Regions from separate parts of the Homo sapiens genome. Here region 1 is linked to region 2. A link is a contact called in ENCODE Hi-C or POLR2A ChIA-PET data. All regions are on one chromosome and are shown on one strand. The core of a region is the stretch at or near the end of the contact, and the rest is flanking DNA. Distances in the headings are between cores, read along the strand shown. Region 1 has its middle 16 kb from the start of PRLR. Region 2 overlaps PRLR (prolactin receptor).

What was found. Hi-C counts contacts between places; a loop is a spot of excess contacts on that map. ChIA-PET counts read pairs that join two places held with the same protein, here RNA polymerase II (POLR2A). Pooled maps may share reads with other maps.
Region 1: a loop to region 2 is called in a pooled map, with 2.5 times the contacts of the local background. The contact joins two enhancer-like sites. A Hi-C loop is called at or near these places in 2 of 168 maps with a recorded cell type or tissue (GM12878 and gastrocnemius medialis), 1 of 37 single-sample maps with no recorded cell type and 3 of 50 pooled maps. POLR2A ChIA-PET finds 5 or more read pairs at or near these places in 2 of 52 experiments (GM10248 and GM12878).

Annotation. Positions count from the first base shown.
Region 1 is chr5:35,243,421-35,249,969 of GRCh38, forward strand. No RefSeq gene overlaps it. Among named protein-coding and RNA genes, the nearest start is that of PRLR, 16 kb to the left of the region's middle. Within about 2 kb of position 4,156, at least 12 of the 41 ENCODE cell types and tissues checked have a DNase peak (open chromatin) inside an H3K27ac peak, as active enhancers do.
Region 2 is chr5:35,209,289-35,216,166 of GRCh38, forward strand. The region is part of intron 1 of PRLR (prolactin receptor); the gene reads right to left. Among named protein-coding and RNA genes, the nearest start is that of PRLR, 18 kb to the right of the region's middle. Within about 2 kb of position 2,988, at least 5 of the 41 ENCODE cell types and tissues checked have a DNase peak (open chromatin) inside an H3K27ac peak, as active enhancers do.

The DNA of each region.
Region 1 (6,549 bases), core at 2,906-5,405, 35 kb after region 2:
ACCAAAGAGGTGAAAGATCTGTACACTGAAAACTGTAAAACATTGAAGAAGACAAAACAATGAAGAAATTCTATAATCAATGGAACTTGGGAATGAAAATCACCATTTTGCAAAACAGTGAGTCTTCATAACTGAAATAATTCAAGCCAAAACAGGCTCTTTGTTTGGATTAGCGTAGAAGGTATTCTCTTCTTTAAAATGTGACTCTAGAAAAGCAGAGAGATTCCTCTTCTCCCTGTGACAGCCTAAAAGTTATTTCTCAGTCTCCTTACCACTCTTACTGCTGTCCTGATCCCAGCAAGGGGAATAGTTCACTTCTTTTCCAAACAGACATGATGGTGTCAGTTGTGATCAGAGCTGGTAGAGCTATCTTTCAGATGAGGAAAGTGATGCCAAAAGTCTTGTATTATGTTAGAAACAGCAAGTTAAAAGGGTGAGATCAATAAATGGTTGGAAACCTAAAAGCTAGGATATCCTTGGAGCAATAAGAGTTAGTTAATAATGGAAAACCAGGAAATTAACACAGAAAGCTTAGTTTAATAAAACCACAGGTAAGCGTTGGTAGGCTATGGAAATATTCACACACAGTGCATGCATACTGCTATCTCTGTCAGTTTCTCTGCCTGCCATTACCACATTTCTTGACTTTCAGTGGCAAGATGTACTTGTGAATCAGGTTTCCAGCTGTGGCAATCCTCAATCACTAATGTGTAGTCATAATATCAAATATCTCTCATCTTCTATCCCACTAATCTATCTTTTCCTGCTTATACCACTGGTTTTCATAGTCACTTTGGGCTGCTATTACAGAATACTATAGAATGAGTGGCTTAACCAACAAACATTGATTTCTCATAATTCTGGAGACTGGGACTGTGAGATCAGGGTGCCAGCATGGTTATGTTGTAGGTGAGGGCTCTCTGTGTGGTCGGACAGCTTCCTTCTTGGATCCTCATGTGGAAGAGATATCTGTGGTATCCTTCATCTCCTTATAAAGACACTGATACAATGATGGGGGCTCTGCCCTCATGACCTCATGTAAACCTAATTACTACACAAAGAACCAACCTCCAAATACCATCACCTTTGGGATTAGGACTTCAACATAAGAATTTTGGGAGGATGCAAACATTCAGTCCATAGCACTGGTCTAGTTACTCTTGCCTCTGAACCTTGCACTGGCTCTTCTTGTTGCCTGGAACATTCCTCTCCCTCATATCCACACGTCTCTTTTCTTACCTCCTTCAGGTCCTTTTTCAAATATCACTTGTTTCCTCTCAGTGATGACTTCCCTGACCTCCCCATTTAAAATGACCTCCCATGGCCCTCACTGTCCTCTTTCTCTATTACTGTATGCCATAGCACTCATCACCTTCTTTCACAGTTTTAGTTTCCCCAGAAGTAGATCTTGTGCCAGGATTTCAAGTGTAAGTGGTTTATTCAGGAGATGCCTTATAGTTATTCCACCCAAATGGAGAAGGAGCTGGGATATTTACATGCCAGCTTCCATTAGTCATAGATTGTGGGCTCTTTGGGAGTGGAGTATTGATTTCATGGCACTTCTCCTCAAGGTGGGCAAATAAGCCTTCTGTAACTTTGGAAAAAGACCTAAGACCTGATGTAGATGCTGATCCCTGGAATATCAGGGAGTGTACCAGAATGCTGAGGTCCAAGGATGTGGGTGGAGCACTGACAATATCTGCTATATCATCTGATATACTATATAGCTTACTATTTATATCTATATATGTGTGTGTATATATATGACATATTTATATCATATATACATACTTCCAGAATGTAAGCTTTATGAGACAGATATTTTTGCCCATTTAGCTCACTCCTGAACTTAGAATGGTGACCTGGTACATGTTGGTGTTTAATAAATGTTTGCTGAATGAATGAATGAATGAATGAAAGATGTAAATGAGAGATTTTAAGCTGTGAGTTGTGATCCATCCAACAGGTCATAAAATTAATTTAATGGCTCCTGACCAGCATTAAACAGATAGAGAAACATAAAAAAATCAGAGTATACCGCAGGTGGTAAGGGTAATACTATTGTAAAAAATATTTCACTGCAGTTACTTAATATGCATTTTTCTTTTTTTTGAGTCAGAGTCTCATTCTATTGCCCAGGCTGGATTGCAGTGGCGCGATTTCGGCTCACTGAAAGCTCCACCCTCCGGGTTCACGCCATTCTCCTGCGTCAGCCTCCTGAGTAGCTGGGACTACAGGCGCCTGCCACCATGCCCAGCTAATTTTTTGTATTTTTAGTAGAGACGGAGTTTCACCATGTTGGCCAGGATGGTCTCAATCTCCTGACCTCATGATCTGCCCGCCTTGGCCTCCCAAAGTGCTGGGATTACAGGTGTGAGCCACCGTGCCTGGCCAATATGCATATTATAATTATTAAATTAAATAAAAATATACATGTTATATCTATTTTGAGTCCTAAAGTAAAATGTGTTTTTCACTCTAGGTTGTGATACTTGACCACCATTGATCAATTTGCTCCTTTTAGAGACAAGGAGATCAAGGCCCGGAGAAGTGAAGGCTGTTCCCAGGTCACAAAACGGCCCAGGCAAAACAGGCCTCATGACATCATAGCTCTTCTGGCTGTCTAGCAAATGACAGACATTGGAAATTTATTTTATGGAATAGAGGCCTCCAGTTAGGTCTCCTGAGCCAAAGGAAAGCAGATCCTTTGTATACATCCAAAAAGCCAAGTTGCAAACCCGTGAGTATCTGCTGTTCTATGGGTGGCTGAGAGATTGGCCTGGCTACCAATATGGCTTCAGTCATAGCATCTGCTTGCCAGTGTGCCCGTGTTCTGTGCATCAGAGTTGAGCTGGCTTCGCTATCTGCATCTGAGCACAAAACACAGTCTTCCCAGGGCTTGCCTAGCTTGCACTGCCCTCAATACAGTCATTAAAAAAAAATTGACATGATGGGGTCATGTCCCATTAAAGAGATTTTCTAAAGCATTATCTTTATTATTGTTTAATTCCACTTTTAAAATTCAGATTAAGAGCAAGAACCTGCTCAGAGCCAGCCACGCTTCTTGCTTGTCATTTGCTCCCTTCTCTTACACTTCCTACACAGAAAAACAAAACAGGTGGAAGGCATTTTCCAGCCTCAGGGCCATGCTTCTGAGAGAACAATGCCTCCTATATTGCCATCTACAGGGTGTTGTGCAGGTTTGCTCTGTAAACCGGCAGTCCTTTCTGAAGCCAAAGGAGGAGTTGCTGGTAATAATAAAGTCCATGAAGTCACAGCAGTGTTCTGCTCATTCATGTCACAAGGAAATGTTTGGGGGTTTTGTGGAACACATTTCCAGCCAGGACCAGAGGCACAGGGGAGCTCCATTTAATGCCATCTCAAGGTGGGCTGGGGCTAGGGTTAGGGTCTTCTTTAGGCAAAAAAGGAATCAGAGACACCTTGGAAACCCAGTTCATAGGGACCAAAAGGGCCAGAATGGGCCGTTTGTGAAGTGAATATATACTCCTCAAATGCTCCTTTCTCTCCGGTATTACAAATCCATTAATCTTCAATGTTCATGAGTAGAGAAAGAAGGAAATGGGGGAAGGGGAGGGGAAGGGAGGCAAAAGGAGGGGAGAGGAAGAAAGAAGGGGAGGGGAGGAGGAAGAGCAGAGGAACAAATGTGTTTATCTTTCTTATTTAGCTGCAGCCTGCTGCCCTTGCTCCTTTTGGTTGGCCTCTTTTTAGGTCAGGAATGCAGACTCGGGTCACCACATACAGGGGCCCTCAGTCCCATCTTCTTTTATTCCAGCCATCCATCCCCAGAATTTCCCTTGTTCCTTAGCATGTGGTTGGGGTGGGGTAGTGGGCAGTGGGTGACAGGAGGCAGAGGGAGTAGAAGTGCTTTCGGAGGCAATAAAACCTTGTCACTCACACCCTCTGAATAAACCATTAGCATTGCTGGTGACCTAACTAGAAACTGAAAACGATAAGACAAAAGCTAGGGAATTAACCTTTCATCCACTGTTCTTTCTTTTTAAAAAAATTTAATGGGAAGGTAGACTTTCTCTGGCTAACATACAGTGTGCTGGAAAAATTGCTTCCTTATGGAGGAAGAAAAGCCACCAGCAGGGCTGAGAGTAGCAGAGCAGCTGCCTGGAGACTTGGCAGGCTGGGCGCCTTGTCAGTTCCTGCCAAAGAAACCATGGCCTGCATCGCCTCCTGGCCCTTCTCAGGCCCTCTTCCAGACCTGTGGACTTCCTTTATTGGCTGAAATCATGAAACTAACTTTTGCTCCATACGGTAGAAACAGGGAGGTTTAAGCTAATTTCTACCTTGACATTTCCAATGAGAGAAACACATTAATGAGTTAAACGGAAGGATGATTTTCCCCTTGGCCTCTTTACCATATCTTTTGCCTCCTGCTGACTAATAATGCAAGGGCAGATCAGGTGATTCACAGAAATCCTGTGTGCCAGGGCTTCTTGCATGGGGAGGATGTGGTGCCAAGAGAAACACACCATGCTCCATTCAGACCGAAAGGCACACAACGTCTCTCATTGTTTATATGGTATGGAGGACCTTTGCGCTGTCCACGGAGATCCATCAGACCCACCTTCAAGTGTATTTGGGATATACTGATTTATTTTCCTGTAGTTGTAGAATATGTCTTATATGATGCAACATTTAAACTGGTTTAAGCTATTTAATGCTTCTAGGCCAACGCAAATTTATTTCTTTGCTTGAGTCAGTTGACTTATGCCCTTCCTGAATTCAAAAGGCAATGAGTTCTGATCATCAGGGGATATTGCACGTCTAATGTGAAGTCGGGCTGGTCTCAAAATTATCCTGCTGTTTCTCCTTTTCATGAACACATTTCTTAAAAGGAGAGAACAACCATCTTCAACTACACAAATCTTCTAGGAATTCATATTTTTCGTAATGTTAACTTTTAACCCTTCTATTGCAATTTAAGCCAATCACATATTTCAACTTATAATGTTTTCATTTATATATAAAGCAAAGGCTATATAAATGGCAGCTATAGCACTGAAGTTGAATGAAGCTCATGGACTTTTCCTTTTTTTTTTTTTTTTTTGGTCCAAAATTGTTTGGGTCAAAATTTTAAAATTAAGAGATTTTACTATAAAATCTGTATCTGCAGCTCTTCTTGAAAATCCATGTTTGTCGCTGTCTGTCTGTTCATGCTGCTATAACAAAATGCCTTGGATTGGGTAAATTATAAATAATAGAAACTTATTGCCTGGGTGTGGTGGCTCACGCCTGTAATCCCAGCACTTTGGGAGGCTGAGGCAGGTGGATCAGCTGAGGCTAGGAGTTCGAGACCAGCCTGGCCAATGTGGCAAAACCCCGTATCTACTAAAGATACAAAAATTAGCCAGGCGTGGTGGTGGGTGCATGTAATCCCAGCTACTCAGGAGGCTGAGGCAGAAGAATCACTTGAACTGGGAAGGTGGAGATTGCAGTGAGCCGAGGTCACACCATGGCACTCCAGTGTGGGCAACAGAGTGAGATTCCATCTCAAAAACAAACAAGCAAACAAAAAGAAACTGATTGCTCACAATTCTGGAGGCTGGGAAGTCCAAAACCAAGTATCAGCAAATTCAGTGTCTGGTAGGGGCTGGTGACTTATTGCTGTGATCTCACATGGCAGAAGGAGCAAGGGTGCTCCTTTAAGCCTCTTTTATAAGGATGCTAATCCTAATTATGAGGGTGGATCTGTATGACTTAATCACATTTCAAAGGCCCCACCACTTGATATTGTCACATTGAGTGTTAGGTTCTAACCTATGAATCTGGTGGGGGGATACCCACATTCAGACCATAGCAGTCGCCATGGGACTCACATTCTCGCCTGTCAGCAATCTATTTATGCTATCCTGTGGCTTCTCTATGAAGTGGTGCCTGCCCTCTCCATTCTCTTAGAGAGAGAGTTCACCCCAGGCTCCTCTCATTATTTCTCTACCCTGAAGCCACATGTCAGTTGCTTTGTTATTTTACTTGTATTGTTGTTTTTCTTAGACTAGAAAAATATTTTTCTGTGCCCAGATGACTATTAAAAGTGGGAAAAACAAAAGTGAAACTGGAAAAAGCTCCACATTTCTAAGAGGACACATGGAGAGATTCTAATTGCCAGAGAGAAAGTAACTTTTATCCTTGAGCTTGCTTCACTCAGAAAGATTGCCTCTGGCTGTTGTGTGCATTTGTGATTGAAACCCCCAGTATATCCTGTTTCTAACACCCTCTCTACACATTCTGTGGTAGCAGCCCATCCTCTGTCTTACTTTCTGTTCTCTAACTGATTTCTTTTATAATACCACACATAAACGAACGTTAGATGATTCAAGAAAATGAGAATCCAACTGATCGAAGGTAAGAATTAGAATTTCATGGTCATAAGCAAAGGGTAAAAATAATATGTAGAGATAATAGGAGATATGTGTTTTTTTCCTTATTGCTAACTGGTTACAGAGGCAGAGGTTGAAAAATCACTATTGAGTCTCATAAAGGACAAATTTTACTTTTTATTTCCCATAGATATAGTTT
Region 2 (6,878 bases), core at 1,738-4,237:
ATATGCTGGACAGCTGGCATTTATATTCTTATGTAAAGTTACTTTCTTCCATCTCTTTAATGTACCAAATGAAATAAGCCTTTCTTAGATTTCACTTATCAAAGAAATGACTACATTTTTTCTGGGGCAAAATGAGTAGAGAGGTAGTCAACAAAAATAAAAAAAAGCCTTCAAAGAAATCCAAAGAGTACTTAAGACCCACTGTTCAGAACTGAGCAGTCCTGGAGGATAAACCAACTAGCTTTATCACTGGAAAGAATTCATGGAGATGAAATACCAAGTAGATGTTAATGAAAATTATGTCTATGGAATTCCTAAACAGAGGTTAATTAAAACTCCTTTCTCATCTTCTGAAGTATGTGCCAGAGATCCCACAGTATTAAAAGTCATTGGGGAGTGTCAATCAAGCTGTGTGGCACAATATTCATTTCCACGATCCAGAAGGAAAACGTATTCACTGTGCCATGATGGTATATGGGCTTGGGCCACCTTCTAGCCTATAATCTAAAAAGCATGTGAGGTAAGCTACCATCATTGTTTATACTCTTATCAACTGCCTTAACCTCTGTATAAGTCTATAGGCATCTACTCTGGCCTCCCACAATATTCTCAAAAGAGTAGCCTGAGTGGTTCTTTTAAAAACTACGCACGAGATCATGCCATCCCTCCACTTCAAATGCCGAAAAGGCTTCCTCTTGCTCCTTGAGAGCTTGGGGACTGGTCTCTCTCATTCTCCAGCTTCTTCTCATGTTTTATTCAGCTTGGCTCATACACACTGGGTTTCTTCATTTCCCTACATTGGCATGCTCCCTCCCACCTCAGTGCCTTTGCAGGTACTGAGAAAATTTTACCTTCCCATTTTGATCTTAAATCAGTCATCACTTTGACAGGGTTATTCTCCTACAGAATAATGTCTCTCTCCTTTGTTGTCCTTACCATACTTATAAATGCAATTGAATTTGATTGAGATCTCTTTCCTCAATATATTAGAAGCTCTGTGTAGGCAGAAACCACTCAGCTCACTATTATTCCCTTAGCCTCCAGCACAGTGTGCCTTAGGGTTTCAGAGATCTTTGTTTTATGAATTTTGCAGAATCATTCCCAAAGATGACTATGATATATTTTAATGTGAACTTCTGTACAAGACTTTCAATGACACACAGTTCCTTCTATAACTAATCTCAGTAAATTCATGCAAACTTTTCTCACAGAGTCAGGAGAGAAGAGGAGAGAATTCAGTGCAAGGGTAGATCTTCCCAGATCACAAGTAGAGTCCTGTCTGGGCAGCGAAGCTCAGTCTAGAGTTATTTAGCTCATTATGCTAAATTATATCCAAGATTTTCTCATTCTACAGAAAGAATGTGGTTTGTGTAAACTACTTGCATGGTTAGTATCCATCAGAGACAAACTCTAACCAGAGATCTCTTCCTCTTTTTTTTTGAGACAGGTCTAACTCTGTTATCCAGGCTGGAGTGCAGTGGCGTGATTATGACTCACTGCAGCCTTGACCTTACAGGTTCAAGTGATTCTCTCCCCTCAGTGCCCCCAAGTAGCTAGGACAACAGGTGCGTGACACCATGCTCGTCTAATTTTTTAATTTTTTTGTAGAGACAGCATTTCGCTATGTTGCCCAGGCTGGTCTCAAACTACTTGGGTGCAAGCAATCCACCTGCCTCAGCCTCCCAAAGTGCTGGGACTACAGGCATGAGCCACTGCGCTCATCCTAACTAGAGATATTGGCTCTAAGTTACTGCAGGATAATTTCTATACAAAGAAGGATTTTAGTTTTGTTCTTATTCCAACACACCGGAAAGCTTAACTGCGGTTACAATTAAGGTTTAAAGAATTACGGAATGCATTTGTAGCCAGTTTAGAGCACTTTGCAAAAGTCAATGTTTTCTTTTCCTGTAGTCCATTTTTCTCTCCCCTAAATCCCCTGCACTTTCTCAATTTCTCCCCCACTTTCACACTTCTGACTTTGTTTATTCCTTGCTATAGTCAAAAGGTACAATGGGGCATCATTAGGAAGAGGTGATGTGACCAACCTGGAACACCATGTTCCAGCCTAGTCACTGCACTTCAAGGACTCACAAGACCTGAAGAGACAGTGATGGAGGCATAAAATGTTCAAGAGGATGAGGAAGTGGGGGTTGTTTAAGGACAAATCATGAAGATTTGAACTATTCTGTCTGCAAAGATAAAAGCTATAACAGAATATGGTTAATACGAAGACAGATAGGGACAGGATAAATAGACTTACTTCCCAATACCATAATAATGTAAAATCCCTTGTAACAGAAAGAGTTACAAAAGGGGGAGAGGATCTGCTATATAACCTGATAGTTAACTTAAGATACTTGCTTATTGATGTTATTCACAAGTACGCTAAATAAGGGAAATTTTTTAAGAAATCTGTATATGACTTGATAACAGATTCATGATGTAGTATTAATATTGAGTAAATATTCATGAATTAACCAAATGTTCAGATAAATTCATGTATAATATGATACCAGATTCATAAAATATTAATGTAATATTGACTGACATATTAATAGGTTAAACAGATTTGAGGATAAATTAATTTGTGTTATTCCAGCAAATACTTGGCATTAAGAGAGTCTAGTTTTATTGAAACACAGCCACATTCATTCACCTATGCATTGTCTATGGCTGCTTTTGTGTGACAAGAGCAGAGTTGAGGAATTGTGACAGAGGCTATATGGCCCAAAAAGCCTAGAAATATTTACTATCTGGCTCTTTATGAAAAGTATTGCTGACTCCGGTCTAGAACACATTAGGAACATCCTTAATATTTGAGGTCCACATTAAGTAGATGAATATAAGTTCTTCTACATAATACCTCTTCGTAGGTATACAATTGGCCAGGGCAGCCATTTCTGATAATCATGTAGAGTCTGAAAAAATACCCATTAACCAGTCATCTGATCATCATGTCTTTGGAGATTCAGCAATCAAGTTAAAGATACTTCCTGAATTTTAGAAAGCTGGTGAGTTAGCAGGTTTTTGGTTATATTTAGCTGTTTTTGATGCCTTTCAATTCTGGGTTCCCCACCTACTAAGAAACATGAAATTGTTGGGAAATGAAACTCTGAGTACAAAATGATGTCATCAGATTAGTTGAAATTAAGGTCTGGGGCTTCTGATTTTTAGAACATAATACCATACTTTCCTGTACACCAAAGAGATTAGCAGTGCTTTACTCAGAAAGAAACCAAAATCATAGTTTTCACAAATAGGGACTTCCCTTTTTTCCCCCCAGTGAAGTCCCCTGGTATGAAATTAATTTGTATACATGTACTATAACATGACTTTGGTAATCATGTCAGTTATACTGCCTAAATGAAAATAATAATATAGAAGCCTATTCCATTGTTTGGACACTACTGTTCCCATTTTGCATAACCAAGCATGTAAAACATTGAATCCCCTAGCGAATTTAAAGTTTCTCTCAAAACTGAGGGTGGGAGGAAGTCATAGCAGTTCAGGGTCAAGATCTAAATTTTGAGGCATCATAATTAAGCTCTTCAAGTACAGGGCTCTGGCTCAGCAGCCAAGTCCAAGTATGAGATTCATTAAAGCATTTCATTTTCAACTGTCATTAACAGTGATCAGCGTCATTCCCCTACTCCCAATGAATGCTTGCCATTGGTTGGGCAAATTCACCCACAAAGAGAAAGTCTCAACAGCAGCTGCCTGCTTACACAGAAGAAAGATTCCAGAGTAGCTTAATGCTTTGCCACTGAATAATGCCCTAGCTGCTTGAATAATCAGAGCTACCTATCACATTGTACAATAATCATATCCTATCTAAAATTCATTGCTTCCAAAGGAATATATCAGTGAAAAATGTCCTGATCAACGACCACTTTGTAAAAGGAGATCCCCATGAAATACCATTGTGGGAAGTTTTACATTTGTACATGGATTTGCCAAGTCTTTATATAATCGGTCTTAGTGACAACACAGCGAGAATCCATAAGCATAGCTTATGCTTCAGCTGATGATTTCCCAAAGCCACATGTAATTTCTACTTTAAAAGAAATCCACAACCTTTTAGGTTATCACACTTGGATTATGCCTTTGATTTCAAAGCATTCCCTTTACATTATTCCCTTTACATTATGGATTCTCACCTTAACAATACAACTCAAGATATTTGGAGCTCATGTTACTGCTGTTTCTTTAGCTATCTGAGTTTTTTTTTCTGGGAATTTCATTATTAAATTCTTATTACACACTTTGCTCACAAATGAACGTTTCCTTTCTATACCACTAATCACAATAATATTTGAGGAATTAGAAGTAAATAGACAGAACCAAAACTGAACAATGAACAATAACAAGCATCTAAACCTCACTGTTCCTTTTGGTGCAGCCACCCCAGACAAGTGGCACACAGCTACTCAAGTCTGAGGGCCCCTCCATGTGGCTAGAAGAAGCCAGGCATCTTGCTTTTGTAATTGTTTGGCCTTCCAAGTGGTTTAGTGAGTCACAAAACCCATATCATTTCATCTCTCACAAATGGAAACAGGTATGCTTTGTTGGGCTGGTTTTCAGTCCTCAGTGCCTGGGGCCCAGTTCCTGCAGAGCACAGCTCCCGGTCCTGGAGGCCTTTGTCCAGGCTGAGGTGTGTCTGCAGACTCTCTTCTCCAGCAGGTAGCTATGCGTTGACCGGCAATGTGATTTTCCTCAGCACATTTCCAGCCTTCCCCGTTGTGCCTCTTGCTAATGGTGCTGATATATTTCTGAGCTTTTCCATTTGCCTTGGTTTTGCTAGAGGAAAAACAGGTGCTTCTACCCTTTCCTTATTTCTGGGAATTGTACACTGCCCAGCTGGCTCTGGTTTGCCTGCTGGCATCAAATGTGGGACAAATGGAGAAAGTATATTCTGCTAATCTCCTAGCTTCATCTCCCTTGAGGAGTTTTCCTCCATGCTTATCAGATCTGGGTTCCAAAGGCTCATAACCTAGCTCTTCAGATAGTATTTGGCAAGGACAGTGGCCCTGAAACTGTGCCATTTGTGGGTGAATGTACAAAGCACCAAATCAACAAACTATTTGTCATCATTCCATTGCCTTTCCTCCATGTGTTACGCACTGCTCGAACCATCCAAATACAAAGCAGTGCCACAGGAAAAGGGGCAAACGCATTGAGGATCAACTATAGATGAGAAGTTTCTCAACCATTGTCTTCCTCCACCCTCAAAAGGGCCTAGAATGCAGGCATTGATTTCTCCATTGTTACAAAGATAGAGCCTGAGGTTCAAGAGAAGTAAAACTTCCCTGGATCACCCAATTTCTCAGTGGTACAGGCTTGAAGCAAACACAGCAAAAAGAAGAAATGTATTCCTCTTGTATTCAGAGATGTGTAACAGTGGGAGAAATATCACATAGCTGACTCCATCTTGCTTCTAACCTCACAGGCTAACTGCCTTTGCTCATTCCTATACATAGGCCAAGCTAATGATGGAAAGAATTTAGATTATAGTTTAACTTCAGAACTAATGACCATCTCTCTTTTGAAACAGACCCCTGAGGAGATTAGAAAGTATGCACACAAATAACAATGCCATCTTAAAAATTTATAGAAACAAGGTCAATCTGGAAAATAGTTGACCATGAACAAAGAAGTTTTGCAACCTCCTAGATCCCTGCTGATGCCCAGATGCCTGTGGTCACCAGTCAACTGTGGACCTTAACCCCCTACCTATTCCCCCTTCCCCTAACATAAAAGGAGCCTAACAATCTATCAACTTAAGATGGTTCTTTAGTACATCAGTCTGCCATCTTCTAGGATTGCTGGCTCCCTGAAAAAAAGTCATCTTCCTTGCCCCAATATCTTGTCTTATTGGCTGTCATGTGGTAAGCAGTTAAGAGCTTTGGACTTGACTATAGAAGGTAAATTCTTTTATAAGGGCTGCCAACCAGAAGCATGTTGCTGGTTTGTTGGTGAAGTACAAGAAGGGTGTGAAATAGAACTGAGTGGTCAAGGATGTTTTAGGGCCTTTGAGGCTCATAAATTTCTACTGAGCTCAGACTCAACACTTGCCCCACATCCTTAGCATTTTACCCTGTTGACTGTACATGTGTTGGTGTCCCCCAGTAAATCATGAACTCTTGGTGAGGATGATAGTAATTACTCCCATGAATTGTGTGCTTCCTTGGTGCCAAGTGTTGTACATACCTTGTCTTGTCTTTTTCTCCCAGCAACCCTGGAATGTATGTTTTAGTAGCCTCATTGTACAGATGAAAAAGTGAGACAGAGAGGTAACTCACTTGCTCCACAGCTTCACTCCTGGAAAATTAGAGCTGAGATCTATGTTGTCTGTCTGATTCTAGCAAAAGTTCTCAGTTGCAAGATGTACAAAAGACCCTCACCCCTAGGGCAAGTTCTGGGTCCTTGGAAGAGTGGAATCCATTGCTATTTAGAAATAGAAGTAAGGGCCGGGCACGGTGGCGCATGCCTGTAATTGCAGCACTTTGGGAGGCTGAGGCAGGTGGATAGGCAGGAGTTCGAGACCAGCTTGGTCAACATGGTGAAATCCTGTCTCTACTAAAAAAAAAAAAAAAAAAAAAAAAATTAGCTGGGCTTGGTGACGCACATCTGTTCCAGCTACTCAGGAGGCTGAGGCAAGAGAATCGCTTGAACGCAGGAGGCAGAGGTTGCAGTGAGCCGAGATTGCGCCACTGCACTGCAGCCTGGGTGACAGAAAAAGACTCTGTCTCAAAAAAAAACAAAAGGGAAAAGAAAAAAAAAAGAAATAGAAGTAAGAACTCTGGAACTGAGGACTTTCTTTTCACTTAGCTGGATATCAACAAGGCTTCTGGAAATTGTAGTATTACACAGGCACCAGA